3 separate regions of the Mus musculus genome follow, and all the other regions are linked to region 1. The links are chromatin contacts, found by Hi-C or POLR2A ChIA-PET in ENCODE. All regions are on one chromosome and are shown on one strand. The core of a region is the stretch at or near the end of the contact, and the rest is flanking DNA. Distances in the headings are between cores, read along the strand shown. Region 1 holds the start of Fam214b (family with sequence similarity 214, member B). Region 2 holds the start of Tesk1 (testis specific protein kinase 1). Region 3 holds the start of Rusc2 (RUN and SH3 domain containing 2).

Region 1 (5,024 bases), core at 1,498-3,997:
AGAAACAGATTCTCCAAGTTGTCTTCTCACCTGCCCTCACACATCCATACACGATAATGAAGAAGAAGAAGAAGAAGAAGAAGAAGAAGAAGAAGAAGAAGAAGAAGAAGAAGAAGAAGAAGAAGAAGAAGAAGAAGAATCTTGTTTCTTTTTTAAAGAGAGGGCCTTACTATGTATGTAGCCTTGGCTAGCCTGGAGCTCCATATGTAGATCATGCTGGCCTCAAACTCACAGAGATCAGCCTGCCTTTGCCTCCTTTGTGCTAAGATTAAAGGCATATGCAATTATTCTCAGCAGTAATATTTTTCTTTGGTTTTGATTTGAGACAGTGCTTCTCTGTGTAGCCCCGGATGTCTCTGGGATGGCATTTAAAGGCATGAGCCATCACTAGGCCTGGTTTTAAAGGTTTTTTTTTTTAAAAAAACAAAACAAAACAAAACAAAACAAAACAAAAACGTAATTCAGCATTCGGGAAGTGAGAACAGAAAGATCAAGATTCCAGGATCAGTGGGGGCAGTGGTGGCGCACGCCTTAAATCCCAGCACTCGGGAGGCAGAGGCAGGCAGATTTCTGAGTTCAAGGCCAGCCTGTTCTACAGAGTGAGTTCCAGGACAGCCAGGGCTACTCAGAGAAACCCTGTCTCAAAAAACCAAAAAAAAAAAAAAAAAAAAAAAAAAACCAAAAAGGTCCAGGATCATCCCCATCCTCTGATGTATAGTGTGTTTGAGGCCGAAACTACATGAGATCTTGTCTTTAAAAAAAAAATTTTTTTTAAGTCAGGCTCTGTCCAGTAGCACACACCAGTAATCTCAGCATTGCAGAGATAGAGGCAAGAGATAGCTGAAATTGCTCAGTCTGAGTGACTAGAAACTCTGTCTCAAAGAAACAAAGCAAAAACAACAAAACCTCCCAGTAACCTGTAATCCTAACACTTTGGAGGCAAGGCAGGATGATTATGAGTTCAAGGGCAGCCTAGGTTATATAGCAAGACCTTGGCTTTAAAAGAAGAACAAAAAATGCAAGATAAGAGTTTAGAGCAACTAGGTATGACGCCATGCATGAGTGACCTGTGTTCCTTTCCCCAGGGCATACTGAGGCCTGGAACTTTTTTTTTTTTTTTCTTATCCTGACTCCTTTAGTATTCCCCCTCTGATCTTTGTAGAAAACTAAAGCTTGAAATTATAGTTAGAACAAATGAGGGCTGCCAAGAATTTTCCTAAGATGTGAGCTTTGCTAAGACAAATAGATTCTCATATTGATTCTTCACTTGTGTTTAGGGCTTTGAGACTTTTTAAAATCCTGCTGGGCAGTGGTGGCGCACGCCTTAAATCCCAGCACTTGGGAGGCAGAGGCAGGCGGATTTCTGAGTTCGAGGCCAGCCTGGTCTACAGAGTGAGTTCCAGGACAGCCAGGGCTACTCAGAGAAACCCTGTCTCGAAAACCAAAAAAATTCTGCTCCTTCGTAGCAGGGAATTCAATCTTAGGGAGCTGGGGTCTTTTTTAGGGAGTTCCTCCTACTCAGTAGAGGTAAGGAGAAAGCATACTAGAGGTCTGTTGTGTACTTGTATTAATTGTAAAACCCAGAGAGGAAGTAGGGGGGGCCCTCTTTTTACAGTCCAGTAATAAACTAATGGTCCTGGGGACTCATAGCATAGGCAAAGCATTGGCTTCTACTTCCTTTGGTTCTGCTGTTTGTTCCCTGTTTCTGTGACCGACAGGGAGAAAAGGCCTGAGTTGGTGACAACCTGTCTGACTTGCTGATAAGTTCAGAAGACAAAGTAGACAAGGCTATCCATTTTCTCAGGTTATCTCGAGAGCACTCCCTGTAAAAAGTGTCTGTGAATGCCCAGTCCTCGCAAAAATTCCGTCCTGGTTATTTACAGAGCTAAGGACAAAGGTTAGGGATGCTGACTATAATGCTGCTTAATTTGGCTGGCTCTGGGCTGGGCCCGGGGCCCTGTGACTCAGGGGGAGCTTGGTGAGTTTCGAGGGAGCTGTGAGTCATGAAGACGAACTTGGTCTCCATCTGACTTTGGGCAGAAGGCCTTCTAACTCACTTCTTAGGATGCTCTGTTTCCTCGGAGCAGAGGCCTGTCAGCAAAGAGTGCTCCAAAGCCTGGTCTCGGAAGGGTTTTGAGAGTCCCTGAAATGTCAGCCTCCTGGGGTCTCTAACAAAGACAAAAAGGGGGTGGGAGAGGATGCCATCTTTCAGTATGGATAGAAATAAGGTACGACTGTAGTAGGTCTTTTTTTCCTGCTCTTGTAGAAAGCTTACTCGATAGCAACCCTTTTACCTGGAGCTGTTTCGGGATGTGGGGGCGAATGGGCTTGGGGATATGTAGGGTTGGGTTTGGTGTGACTTGGAGATTGTTGAGATTTATCTGTGAACACACTGGAGCTTCATATTAATTTACTTCAGAACAGGAAGTGTGGAGGAGAAAGGTTTGTTGAGCCCTGAGAGAATGAAGTCTGAATGGGGTTAAATGACAGGGCAGAGAATTGCTTAGGACTTGGACAGAAAAAGGGTTAAGGAGGTGGGCGGAGCGACATTGGGTAGGCCTGCCCTTATGTGGACCAATAGGCGTGCGCTCCTTGAAGAGGGCGTGACTCACGCTTGAGGTTGCTGAGAGGCTGGCCTCCACTGGGCCAATGAACATAGTTGTTGCCCATAGAGGGTGTGGTCTGAGGGGGGCGTGGCAGCCGTGGTCGCAGTGCTGGGGGTGGCTGGGCGCTGGGCGGGGCGGGCGGCCCCATCAGCTGGTAGGAAATGGCCTGTGAGTCAGAGGGGCAGCTGAGTCTGCGGCGCGGAGCCGGGGCGGCCCCGGGGAGGGACCGTCGCAGGGAGGGGTGCAACAGCAGCTAGAGGGGCTGCGGACGCCAGAGCCCGCTAGTGTTGCACACGAAGCTGATCAGGGAAGGGCCAAGCAGAGCAAGGCTCTCAGCCTAAGCCACCCTTTGTCTGGGTTGGGGGCCCGTAGTAGGGGGGACTGGTTATCCGAGGGGAGGGACCGGGACGGGGACGGGACCGGGACGGAAGGGCCCGGAGCAGCGGCCACCGCGGCGGAGCCAATTTGGGAGCGGGGTGAGTGTGTACTAGGTGGAAGGATCAGATCTCCAAAACCTCTGCAGGGTATGGGGCCTGTCCCAGACTGTGAAGAAGGGATGAGAACCGACCTGGGAGGCTAAGCAGGGGGTGGGAGGAATCGTCCAGAACAAGGAGTCCAGGAGTCAAGGTGAGTCTCCCCGTCTGAGTTTGGAGGGGTTTCTGAGGTCTGCTCCCTCTCTATTAAAGGTGAAGGGCTCTAGGCCAGAGTGAGAGCGAGTGTGAAAGCAGAGATTAACCTTTCTACTCAGAACAGTGGTCTTGGGAACAGTCACCCTAGCGTGTGTAGACTTGTGTGAGGACAAAATGTACAGCAGTGAGCAGCAGGACTCTGCCCAGGATAAGAGTGGAAAACACATGGGTAGGAATTCTTACCCTAACCTTCCTTAGGGTAAAAATGGGTGTCTTGAGAGTGAAGGGAAGGATAGAATGAGCCTAGGTGTTCTTCTTGTACCACAACCTCTCCCACCTCCCAGGTCTAACAAGTATCTGAGGGTACAGACCTCATGGTATTCTGGGACTTGTTGTTTTTGCTGGCCTTGCTCTCGGCATGTTGGGAGCTGTAGTCCTTGGCAGCCACAGTCTGGCACAGCTGTTTAATGCCAGCTGCTGCCCATCCCCAGCATGGAGGGCGAGGTTTGGCTTATACTGGCTTGTCCCTTCTCCCGGCAGTCCTACCCCATGAGTCAGCTTGAAGCTGGGTGGCAGAGGAGTGAGTCTTCGAGCGTCTCTGGGCAGGGAGGGAACTAATAGGACTCTGGATTAATGAGCAGATGCCAGCATGCTGGGGTCAAGTAGGGCATCATGTCATCACCTGGCTTCCTCGAGGCAAGGGCTCAGGAGGGCAACTGAGATGACCTGGAAATTGGGGTGCTCAGGAAAACGCCCTTCTTGAACTTTAAAGCTTGGGTGGAGACTAGGAGGGGAAGAAAGGAGAACAGGTCATACTCTCACGACACTGCTACTACTGGCGTTCTCCGCTTTCTAGCCATCTCACCCACATGAAGGACTGGAATGTTCTTAGGGTCTCATTCGGAAGGGGGCCTGGTGAAATGGCAAGGTGTGGTCTGAAAGGAAGGCAATGGCTGATGTAGGAGAGTCCCTACGTGTAAATGTCCCCCCTCTCTCCGTCTCCTGCCACCACATGAACTGCTGCAGTTCCCCATGTACAATTAATCTCTCCACTCTTCACCCATACAGTGTGTCTCTACACTGTCAGGCTGCTGACCAGATCACTGGTGCTAGCTCGGATTTAGGCTTTTTTTTTTTTTTTTTTTTTTTTTTTTTTTGAATCTTGATGTGTGTTTCTCCTGAGCTTGAAGTTGGGCTGGGGAAGAAACACAGTCCTGTCCTCGGGCCTGACATAATCAGAAGTGAACAGCAGTGTCATCGGGTTTCAGAAAGTAGTTAGTGATTTGCCTGTCTCTGCCTCCAGAGTGTGTGGACTAAAAGATGTGTGCCACCACTCCCCTCAACTTGTTTGTTGGTTTTGTGTTTTGTCTGAGGTAGGATGTCTCATAACCTCATCTGACCTTAACTGTCTGGTGTAGTGGGAAGTCTGGCTGTAACCTGGTTTTTGTTTGTTTGATTTTGACAGAGGACCTCTCAACATGTAGCTAGACTGGTCTAGATCCTCCTGCCTCAGCCTCTAGCACTATGTTAAAGGGCAGTATGGTTGGTAGTGCTCACAGGCTGCTGACCAAATAAGGATGACAGTGGGGACAGCTGGCCTTCAACTTGAGAGTCTGGTCACTGAAATATTAGTGGTCTGTGAAGACCATTGTTGTGCTTTGGCAACAAAGAAATGCTTTAGCTTTTTTTTTTTTTTTTTTGAGTATTGGTTGTGCCCTGCGGGAGGGGCATGGAGAGATACTCCAGTTATTTCCAGTTGGCTGCTTGCTGCTTCCTTATCTCTGGTTTG
Region 2 (5,024 bases), core at 1,360-3,859, 400 kb before region 1:
TCAATTCCCCAGCCCTCTTGCTGTCCCCATTCTTTAATAGTTTCCAACACCTTGGCACCCCGACATCCTAACGTATCTACTACCTACATGTCAATATCCACAGGCCAATTACAACTTAACAGTCACAAACCCTCTTTAATCGTTCCACCCGTCTTGGCCAGCCTACCTTGGATGTGAGGTCTCGGTGAAACACACCTTTGGCGTGTAGGTACCGTAGGCCTTGTGCAATGTCCAGGGCTAGGTGGAGCCTGACTGGCCAGGAGAGGGGTTCTGGGGAGCTGAGCAGCTGTTCCAGGGTGCCCCCATTCATATACTGGGACATGGGGAAAGACAAGGTGTGTGAATGTCGGTGCTCTGTGCCTGCCACTCCTAAGACAGTTGACACTCAGGAGGCTCACAAAGGTCAAAAGGGTTGGTGGGTCTGTGCTCTAAGGTTCCCATTTATATACTAGGCTACCCTGTCTCTCACAGTAGGACTATGTACAGCTATGTTATCCAATACATTTAAATATAATCAGACATTCTTTTGTTACACCAGCTCTTGTTTTAGTCTATTCCACGTGTAGCTAGTGGCTCCTGTATTGGACCCAGATACAAAATATCTCCATCACTAACTCCAGCTGAGTATTCTAATAAGTGGTTTGCACACAGGGAAGTTCAGGAAGCCTTTAGTTGGAGGAGGTCCTGAGGTCCTGGGCAGGCAGGTGGCTTCTTTTTAATTTCCCAGCAGACCCACCAAGATCACTGACACTCTCACTTGGGGGTGTGGTGCCTTCCCTCTTTCCTGGCCTATGCTTAATGCTTACCTCTGTAAGCGCGTGCAGCTGCCCTTGGTGCACACAGACCCCCATGAACCTGAAAGGTGATGGGGAGGATAAAGGATACGCTGTAAGAGCCCGGGCTCCACTGCATCTCCCTCCTTTCCCAAGGGACTTTTCCTCCTGCCCAGCAAGCTGTCCAGCAAGAGGCTAGGCCGTTCACCTGAGGATGTTAGGGTGCCGGAGCCGGTTCATCAGCTGCACCTCCCTTAGCGTGTTGCTCCGGTTACTGGGGAGCTTGTTCATCTTCAGCACCATGACTTGTCCCGACTGTCGGTGCCGAACCTGGGGGAGGCAAGGCTCCGTGTGTGCCCGACAGGTTGGGTGGCTGCTAGCTCAAGGATCTCTAACCCAGGCTGCGGGGCCTCTAAGTTCTAGCCTCCCGTCCAAGGCTCGGTCCCGCCCCTCTGTCCTCTCTGCGGGTCCTACCTTGTAGACCTCAGAGAAGAAACCGGCCCCGATCTTCTCTGCGCAGTCGAAATCGTCCACACGCGCAAGGCTGGACACGGCGCTGCGGAGGGCCCGGTAGGAGGAGGGCCGGCCCCGGCCCGGGCCTCCGCCTGCGCCCCCCGGCCCCTCCCCCGGAGCCTCTCCGGGCCCGGGGCCCCGCAGCGGCGGCCGTTCCCCGGCCATGGCCGGGCCCCCAGCCCCGGCCTGCTTCACATGGCCGGATCCCCGGGACCCGGGCAGGCCGCGCTCGCCATGGGCGCCGGCCCAACCCGATCCCGGGGGCCGGGACTCCCGCCCGGTGGACTCCTGGAGGACCTGCCGAAGGTCCTGGGCCCGCCCCCGCCGCGCCGGCGAGTTGGGCCCGGTGGAACGCCGCGGCTCTCCGCTCTGCGCGGGGCCTGGGCCTGGGCCTGGGCCGGGCGGCGGCGGCGCTCCCGGGCGCCGGCGGCGGGCTCCCCGCGGGCGGCTGCTGCTCCGCTTCGCCGCCGGGCTCAGGCTGTGCGGCCTGCCCGGGGCGGGGCCCGGCCCGGTCTGCGGTTAACTCCTTGGAGCCCGGGCTGCGGCCCGGCCACGCCCCCTCAGGTGCGTCCCCCGCGCGTAGGCCGGGGCGTGAATCACAGGACGACTTGAGGGTTGACTGCTGGCGCTAATTCTCCTGCGCCCTGGGCTCCACGGATCGACCACGCTGCCTGCCCGGTCTGCGTCCGACTCCGACTGTCCATTTCAGGGGGGTTTCTGACCCCGACACTCTAAATCTCGGGGCTCGCTAACACCTGTCTTCTCCGATCGCAGTATCCAGGGCTGTAGGGAGCCTCTGGCCTTCGCATCCCTGACCTGCTCGACTCCTTCTCACTCCATCTCCATCCCCCTAAGTAAAGTTGAGATTCCGACGCTCGATCCGGTGACCACCCTCTTACTTCTTTGTCCTAATAACCCTCTCTTCGGAGACGCCTGCACCTGCAAGGAGGCCCCGCCCTCGGCAGGATCCCGCCCCCTCAAAGGCCGCTGCCCCTCGGAGCCCGCTCTCCTTCGGGGGACCTTTCCTACGGATGACACTGCTACATCCGTGTGTTCCCCGAGCCCCTCAGTGCTGCACCCCCTCCTCTTTGTGTTCCTCTCACTAAAAGAGACCTGGCAGAGTGACTCGGCTAGTCATTGTGACCCCTCCTCTCAAGGTGACTCCTCCCCTCGCTAGCGCCCAGCGGTGTGACCCCTTTCGGCAGGTTGCGCCCCACGTCGGTAGACGCCAGTGTGCCCCCTCAGTCCAGAGGAGGAGGTGCAGAGGCCTCTACAGCGGTTGGGATCCTCGGAGTGCGCACGCCCGGTCTCGGGACGTGGCTTTCGCTGTTGCCGATGTTTCCGGCTCTGCCACGGACTCCTCCCCTCAAGGTCATCGGGAAGGTAGCCAATCGTCGCTAGGGTTGCGTGACGTCACTGGATCCCGGCAGAGGTCTCCTGGCATCCGTGAGCGTCCTGCCACCTCGCGGCGGAATGGAGTGAGGGCAGGCTGAATGTGCAAGGCCGTCTTGAGAGTGCACCGTATAAGGGAATCGTTCAGGTTTGGAGAGAGAACAGTCATGCACAGTTGTTCTAGAAAAGGAGAGTAGGCCAATGCGTGTTCTTTTCCCCCACTGGTAACAGCAAAACATACTCATCGCATTAAATTAGAGTTAATTCTGAGAACCTATTTGTAATCTTTTGTGTAGAGATTGAAACGGTCTTGCCCTGTAGCCCATGCTGGCTTTGGATTCATACCACACCATACCACTTTGTGCTGGGATTACAAACATATGCTACCCCTCCTGGCAGGATTTTATTTTCCATAGTTTGTGCAAGGTCTGAAGACACTCGGAATTTGTACCTGTAGGATACCCTCACTGTAGTAAGCTTAACTGACACTGGATTCTGTCCCATTAGTCATTTTGAGGATCAATGTCTGTGACAGTAGTTTCATGCTGAATTGTGTGTGTGTGTTTAGGAAGGGCGCTGTGGTGGTTATGGTGAGAGGGAGTGTTTAGGAAGAAGGCCGTGTGGTGGTTCCCTCTGCTGGGGATGCAAGACTGAGCTAGGATACACTAGTAAAAAGGAGGGAATGTTGATGTGCCTGAGAAGCTCTGTGTGTGTGTGTGTGTGTGTGTGTGTGTGTGTGTGTGTGTGTGTGTGTTGGGGGAGTGCAGCAGCCAGGTTCATCGTTAGGTTTCTATCAAGGTTTAAAACTGGTATCACCAGTTTTTAAAAGTTCAGGTGGAAAAGCTGTTGAGTGTAGGAGGTAGATTATCATCAGCCAGCAATAATGATGGTCACAGGGACGATATACTGTCACTCAGGGAGCACGCATGTGCACACTCCCTTCTTTCTCTAGTAAATATACCTGCTTTCAGATACCCTCTGGGCCTGTGACTATCCTGGGAGTAACTCATGGCCACGTGTTTTGTCCACATGTCTGTCCCTGCACCCAGTTATTTGCTGCATAGCTATGGCATTATTTTACCACTGATTAGAAAAAGGAATCTTCATTAAATCGTGGTGTCATTGTTGTGTAGTGGGTTGGTCTGTTGTGGCTCTGTATTCAAATGCTAAAAACTGTATCCCATGACCTGGCTGCTCCAAGACAAGCAGGTCCTCAACTATACCAGCTCTTGTTGTATATTCATGATTGGTTAGTAAAGATGCCTACAGCCTATAGCTGGGCAGAAGAGGTAGGTGGGGCTGAAGGTTCCCGGGCTTGTGTTCAGGCACAGAAGAGAGGAGAGAAGGAAGGGAGGGTGGAGAAGTCGCCATGGGGTGGTGTGGATTGTGAGCACCTGGCCACCAGGGCTGGCCTGTTGGAGTGGGAGTGGCCTAGGTGGAATGTGTGTGGCAAGTGATGTCTTGGGGTTATTGACAAGAAAGCAGACAAAAATAGCCCAGAGGGTTGACATCTGCCCAACTCTAGTGCTGTTAAGGTTTATTATAAAGGTTTGTGTCTTTTAGTTGGGAGGCAAATGATCTAAGGTGGAGTAGAAACCCCCACATAATATCTACCACAACATTGTTGTGCCTTTAAAAACTCATAAAAGACTTGACGACTTGAGCTTGAAGCCTGAGATGCAGGCAAAGGGGGAAGGAGAGCAGCAACTCCACAGACTTACCTCTGACCTCCACATACATGTCCTGACGTGTGTGTCTGCTCACATCTCAACTCCACAGACTTACCTCTGACCTCCACATACGTGTCCTGACGTGTGTGTCCGCTCACATCTCAACTCCACAGACTTACCTCTGACCTCCACATACGTGTCCTGACGTGTGTGTCCGCTCACATCTCAACTCCACAGACTTACCTCTGACCTCCACATACGTGTCCTGATGTGTGTGTCCGCTCACACACACACACACACACACACACACACACACACAATAATAAACAATACAAATGTAAAAACTAATAAAAGTCAGATGAAGACCTGTGATCTCAGTGCTCAGGAGGCTGAGGCAGGAGGATCATGAGTTTGAGGCCAGGCTGGGCTACAGAGCAAGAACTTTTTTTTTAAATCAAGCCAAACCAAGCAATAATTTCTTAATATCAAGTTCACATTTTTCTTTATGTTGGGTTTTCAAAACTGTCTACTTTAATCAGAATCTAAGTGAGATCCTTGGTTTGCTTCTGGAGCAGCTTTTAATCTTTTAAAATTGCTAACCTAGTCTCCATCTTTCCCATTATTATTACCAATTTTTGTTAATTTTACGTGCATGTATGTTTTGCCTGCATGTATA
Region 3 (5,024 bases), core at 1,778-4,277, 370 kb before region 1:
GACAAGACTCTAAAATTCCAACAAGGATCCACTAATTGAAAAATATACAGTTAGGTGTGGTGCCTTTTGAAACCCTGCCCACCCCCAAAAATGTGTGCATGCGCACGTGGTGTGTGCATGTGTGCACTGTGTGTGTGTGTGTGTGTGATATATAAGCAACCCTATGCTACTAGCTGAGTGTGGTGAGGTCCTGTGGTCCCAGCTACTTAGAAGGCTGAGGCAGAAGAGTTTCCCCAACCCAGGATTCATAGCCAGATTGGGTGTACAGTGAGACTGTGGCTCAAAACAATGTCAATATGGTAATCTGAGCACTGACTTAAAGAGGAAATAGAAGATGAACTGTATATATATGATCTTTTTCTAAGTTATTTTTATTAATTTTTATGTTTATATGCATGGGAAATACAACAAAATATTCATAGTGCAGATCTCTGTTGAGCAATTCTGGATGATTTTCATTTTTTTTCTGTTTCATCTATAGATAATACATACCATGTACATAAATAATAGTTTTCTTTAAGTAGGGGGATTCTCTTTAAATACAATATTAGATTTCCCTCTAGGGTTCATAGATATATCCAGGCAAAACAGTCACATACATTTTTTTTTTTTATAAAGGGACCTGGAGACACAGCTCAGGGCCAGAGTTTTACAAATAAGTGAGCAAACAATAGAATTAATAATAAAAATTAGGAGCCCTAATTTTTGAACATTAAAAAAAAAAGGAATGAAATGGGAGCTAGGGAGGTGACCCCTATAACCCCAGCATCTGTAGGGTAGGGAGAAAGGTTAGGAGTTCAAGGCCAGTCTGAGCTACAGTCGGTTCAAACTAACCTGGGCTACTGAGTCTGACTCAAACAACACAAAGAGGAATGATGTAATAAGCCATTTGACTTTGCCTCAAACACTGCAGAAAACAAGCGAGAGTGCATCTAAGACTTCTTCCCTGGGAGTGAATGTAACACTGTGGCCATGGGTGAAGAGCACTCTGAGATGAATGAACTCAGTTCACACGTGTTGTTCCTAATTAAATGAAGAGAGGAGGAGGAAACTCCCATAAACGAAGACGAGCCTCCTACCTAAATCTAACTCTGTAGGTAGAGTAGTGGCTCAGCCAGCAGGAAGATGTGACATCTAGGTGCACAGATGCAGGGAATCTCCAATTCCATCTAAACATCCCCATATAGTCACAGGCATTTTCACTGCGTGGGCTTGCTTGCTTATATTTTTGAGACAGGGTCTCTCTGTATAGCCCTGGCTGACCTAGAACTGGCTCTGTAGCTGAGGCCGGCCTTGAACTCAGAGATCTGCCCGCCTCTGCCTCCTGAGTACTGAGATTAGAGGTGTGTGTGTCATCACACACGTTTAACACACGAGGAAACCAAGCTGCAGGTTATGGGTAGCTCACTCCCAATCACAGCTGAAATGGCTCCAAGCCTGGGCACGTCCCCTCTCGAGGGTGTCTACTACCACTCATTCTCAAGGGCTTGAGGCCAGTCCTCTCCCTCAAGTCCGGCCATCACCCTCACACAGCTGTTTCCTACTATTCCATGGTGCCCACTGCCGTGACCACTTATATAAGCTCTATCAACTAGTCTGAACCTGCGGCCCCTTTCGTCCCATGTTCTCACATTGGTCAATCCTGTTTCCTGCCCTTCAGGCCCCAGTTCTCAGGCTTCTGCCTCATCCTGGCCCATTCATGGTTCTCACGACACTTCCCCCTTGCTCCACTGTGCTGTTCACAGTTCTTGGCTTGCTGGGAACTAACCTACTCTCAGGACACTCCCGAAATGCCCAGTCACACATTGTAAAACTCCCGTCTAATCTCCAAGTTGACTACCGGGTGAATGGTGGAAACAGGGCTAAGGATCTGTCTGCCTACGGGCAAGACAACTCCAGAAGGCCGCTTCCTGTCTTTGTTCACCCAACAGCATCCCTCTGTTGGTCACAGTACCTAGTTGCTGCTTTTCTGGTTTCTTCAGAGCTAGCAGGGAGGGAGGCAAAGGCATTCATTGTTATACTTTAGTGATCTGACCTTGACCTGAGGTCCTTCGGAGAGCCTCTGTGGGGCTGACAGTCTTCTCTAGGGCAGGACGAAGGGAAGAGGGCGGTATGGTGGATCAGGGGGCATTGGTTTAGCTTGTGCTTTGGTCCCTTCCTGCTAGGAAGCTGCTCTGTAGAGCAGGGCTGAGTATAACATAAGAGGTCAGGTGCCTTCAGCATCCCTCTCTCCATACGCTGTAGGGCATTTGCATTCATTCTTACTGCAACCAATCCCAGAGCCTGGCAGCTTCTACAATGGATATGTCTGTGTGCATACAAGTATGCATGTGTGGGGAGGAAAAGCCACCCAACCTTCTGGATAAGAATGCATAGATTCCTGCATGGTTTTCAGCATAAACTTCCACGAGCTGTAGAAGGGTCTCCACCCATTCAGCCTTTGTGTCCAGATTTGAAAGCTGCAGCTACAGCAGCTTCATTAGAAATACCCAGATAGAAAGAAAGAAAGGAAGGAAGGAAGGAAGGAAGGAAGGAAGGAAGGAAGGAAGGAAGGAAGAGAAAAGGATCTTGTTTCTTGACCAAACAGCACAGATAGATAGCATCAGCCCAAGCCTCTTTCTTGCCCGGCCCATGCATGCATGCAGAGATGAGTTTGTCTCCGCTTGCTGTCACTCTCCCTTTCCGAAAGACAAAGCCACCCTTCAGAAGCCAGAGCCCAGATGCTGATGCTGATCCGGCCTCTGCCAGCAGTGACCTCCCACCCCCCACCCCAGAGCCATTCCTCTGCAAGGAGCCTCGAGCTGGACCTGGTGGCTCCCGTTCCTTTTGCACGCCCGTCGCGCCCTACCTCGACAATGGCAGCTGAATCACTGGTCCTCGAGATCGCACAAGGGGGACCGGGCTGATACCCTGAGATCTGATTTCTGTTAGTACAATGGCATCCCGAGCTAATGCAGGGAGGCTGCGCAATCTCAGCCTGTCTTCTTGCTGCTGCTGCTGCCACGGCGGCTGGGCTGCGGTGACGTTGCTACTAAGGGGAGGGATGGGGAGGGAAAGGAGCAGGCAAGCCCACAGTGCAGCCACTCAGTTCCAGGTCGGTCCCTTCGGCCTGTTAGTCTGGGGGAGGGGCGTAGAGAGAGAAGTCAGCCACAGGGGGCAGTAGGTGCTGGAAGACGGAGACTTTCCAGACAGCAGCATAAAAACCCAGGGAGAGCCGAGCCTAGCTTCTCCTGGGTCCTGAGTGTTGGAAGAAGTCTGGGCAGAGCCTGGGCGCTTCCTTCCTTCCTTCCTTCCCTTCTCAGGCCGCTCCTTTCCGACCTTGGCTAGAAGCACCCCCCCACACACACTCCTCCCACTCAGGCAGTGAATGACTGCGTGTTTCCCAGCTTTTTCTTTAGTTAGGTTTCCAGCTGGGTTAGGGTGGAGGGTCATCCTGGAAGGAGATTTTGGAAGCCCCACCCAGAGGCTACACTAAACAAAACAATATTCCCAGCGACAGATCAGCATTCCACCAGCTAAACAACACCGGCATTTTTCACAAGGCCCAATCTCAGTGCTGGGTTTCCAGGGTCCCTCTGCGTAGGCTTCTGAAGGAAGCCCCTGGGCCACAGGGGGCTTCTCTGAGCAGGTGGCTCTGATGCTCCAAGTCTGGGTGGCTGCAGGCCACCTCCCTAACCCAGGGTTCAGCTGGTCTCCCGGCTCTTCAGAGGGTCTAACAGTTTAAGCGGAGCTGAGCCTGTCACATCAGTTTTTGGTTCTTGCGGACTTGGGTTCGACCAGGGTTGTAAGGGAGTCGATTCCCTTTAACCAGGCAGAGAGTCTGGAAAGTTCCTTCTCCCACAGGAAGGCAGGCAAAGGAAAGGGACTGGGTTCTTAGAGCCTTCGCTTCAACTGTGGACCTTCTGAACTACCTGCCTCTTCCTCTCTCGAGTTCTGGGCCATTCTGTGAGGATAACCGCGCAGTAGCAGACCACACACGAGCCAGGTGTGTAAGTGGAATCTGTCGCTGCTCACTGATGCCACCCTCCAAAACAGCAGCTTTCAGGACAACCATGGCAGCACATGCCTCTAATCCCAGCACTTGGGAGGTAGAGGCAAGCAGATGTCTGTGAGTCGAAGGCCAGCCTGGTCTACATAGAGAACTCTAGGGTGGCCAGAACTACATAGAGAGACCCTGTCTCAAAAACTCCACAAAACAAAACAAAACCAACCAGCCAACCAGCCACCTTCCTGGTGAGCGCTGTGGTTCCCAATGAGTCATGCGCATTTATTTGGTTTTGCTCTGAACTGTTTCCTTTACTCCCCCAACTAAATTTCCAATTGAACTGAGGGCTTTATGTGTCCCAGGCAAGCTCTCCTCCCCTGAATATTTCTCCTCCATGGTTGGTTGAATCTGTGGGCCGTAGAACCCATGGTATGGTGGCTGACTATGCTATCTCCACTCTACCGGGAAGACTCTGGATTTCAGGTCTCAAGAAGCCTTGAGAGGCAGCGCTGGGGTTCCAGGTGCACGCCTTCACATTCATCTACTTCCGTTCTTGCATCTTCCCCGCGCTCCTGAGACCTGTGTGTTTCCTGACTTCATGCTGACCTGAGCTGAATTACAGAGGTCTAACCTTGACTCGCTTGAGGATCAACAGCCCCTGGTCCTACAAAGAAGCAAACAATGAAGAAGAGAAGCCGGAAAAGGGAGGAGCTTACAACCCTGAGCAGCCAGTAGCAGCCCTCTCAGCATGGCTGAAACGGTAGGTGTGGGGCGCTGGCCTTTTCTGGAGCTGATAGAGACTACTTCTGGGGCTTGCTGTAGGTTAAGCAGTGCCATTTGTGATCAAGAGCATGGAGTACTCACTACTTGATTCCCATGAGAACTTTGGGCCCAGGGTCTTTGTCCCGAAAATATCTGTGAGGCAGACGACCCCGAGCCTGCAGAGCTAGCGACACACACTCCATGATTCCTTTAGTTTAGCACACCACAGATCATGCTGTTACTTACTACCCAGCCCTACTGCATGCCTGGTGCCCAA

Evidence for each region. Hi-C counts contacts between places; a loop is a spot of excess contacts on that map. ChIA-PET counts read pairs that join two places held with the same protein, here RNA polymerase II (POLR2A).
Region 2: a loop to region 1 is called in a map of T-helper 2 cell, with 2.4 times the contacts of the local background. The contact joins the promoter of Tesk1 here to the promoter of Fam214b in region 1. A Hi-C loop is called at or near these places in 1 of 37 maps with a recorded cell type or tissue (T-helper 2 cell). POLR2A ChIA-PET finds 5 or more read pairs at or near these places in 3 of 5 experiments (Patski and embryonic stem cell).
Region 3: a loop to region 1 is called in a map of gastrocnemius, with 3 times the contacts of the local background. The contact joins the promoter of Rusc2 here to the promoter of Fam214b in region 1. A Hi-C loop is called at or near these places in 8 of 37 maps with a recorded cell type or tissue (T-helper 1 cell, gastrocnemius, heart and 2 more). POLR2A ChIA-PET finds 5 or more read pairs at or near these places in 2 of 5 experiments (Patski and embryonic stem cell).

What each region holds. Positions count from the first base shown.
Region 1 is chr4:43,038,024-43,043,047 of GRCm38, reverse strand. Fam214b (family with sequence similarity 214, member B) reads left to right here and starts at 2,747. Exons shown (of 9, transcript NM_001253353.1): 1 at 2,747-3,082.
Region 2 is chr4:43,439,862-43,444,885 of GRCm38, reverse strand. Tesk1 (testis specific protein kinase 1) reads right to left here and starts at 2,609. Exons shown (of 10, transcript NM_011571.3): 1 at 1,248-2,609; 2 at 982-1,103; 3 at 807-855; 4 at 167-313. The coding sequence starts at 1,451.
Region 3 is chr4:43,404,505-43,409,528 of GRCm38, reverse strand. Rusc2 (RUN and SH3 domain containing 2) reads right to left here and starts at 3,027. Exons shown (of 12, transcript NM_199057.3): 1 at 2,849-3,027.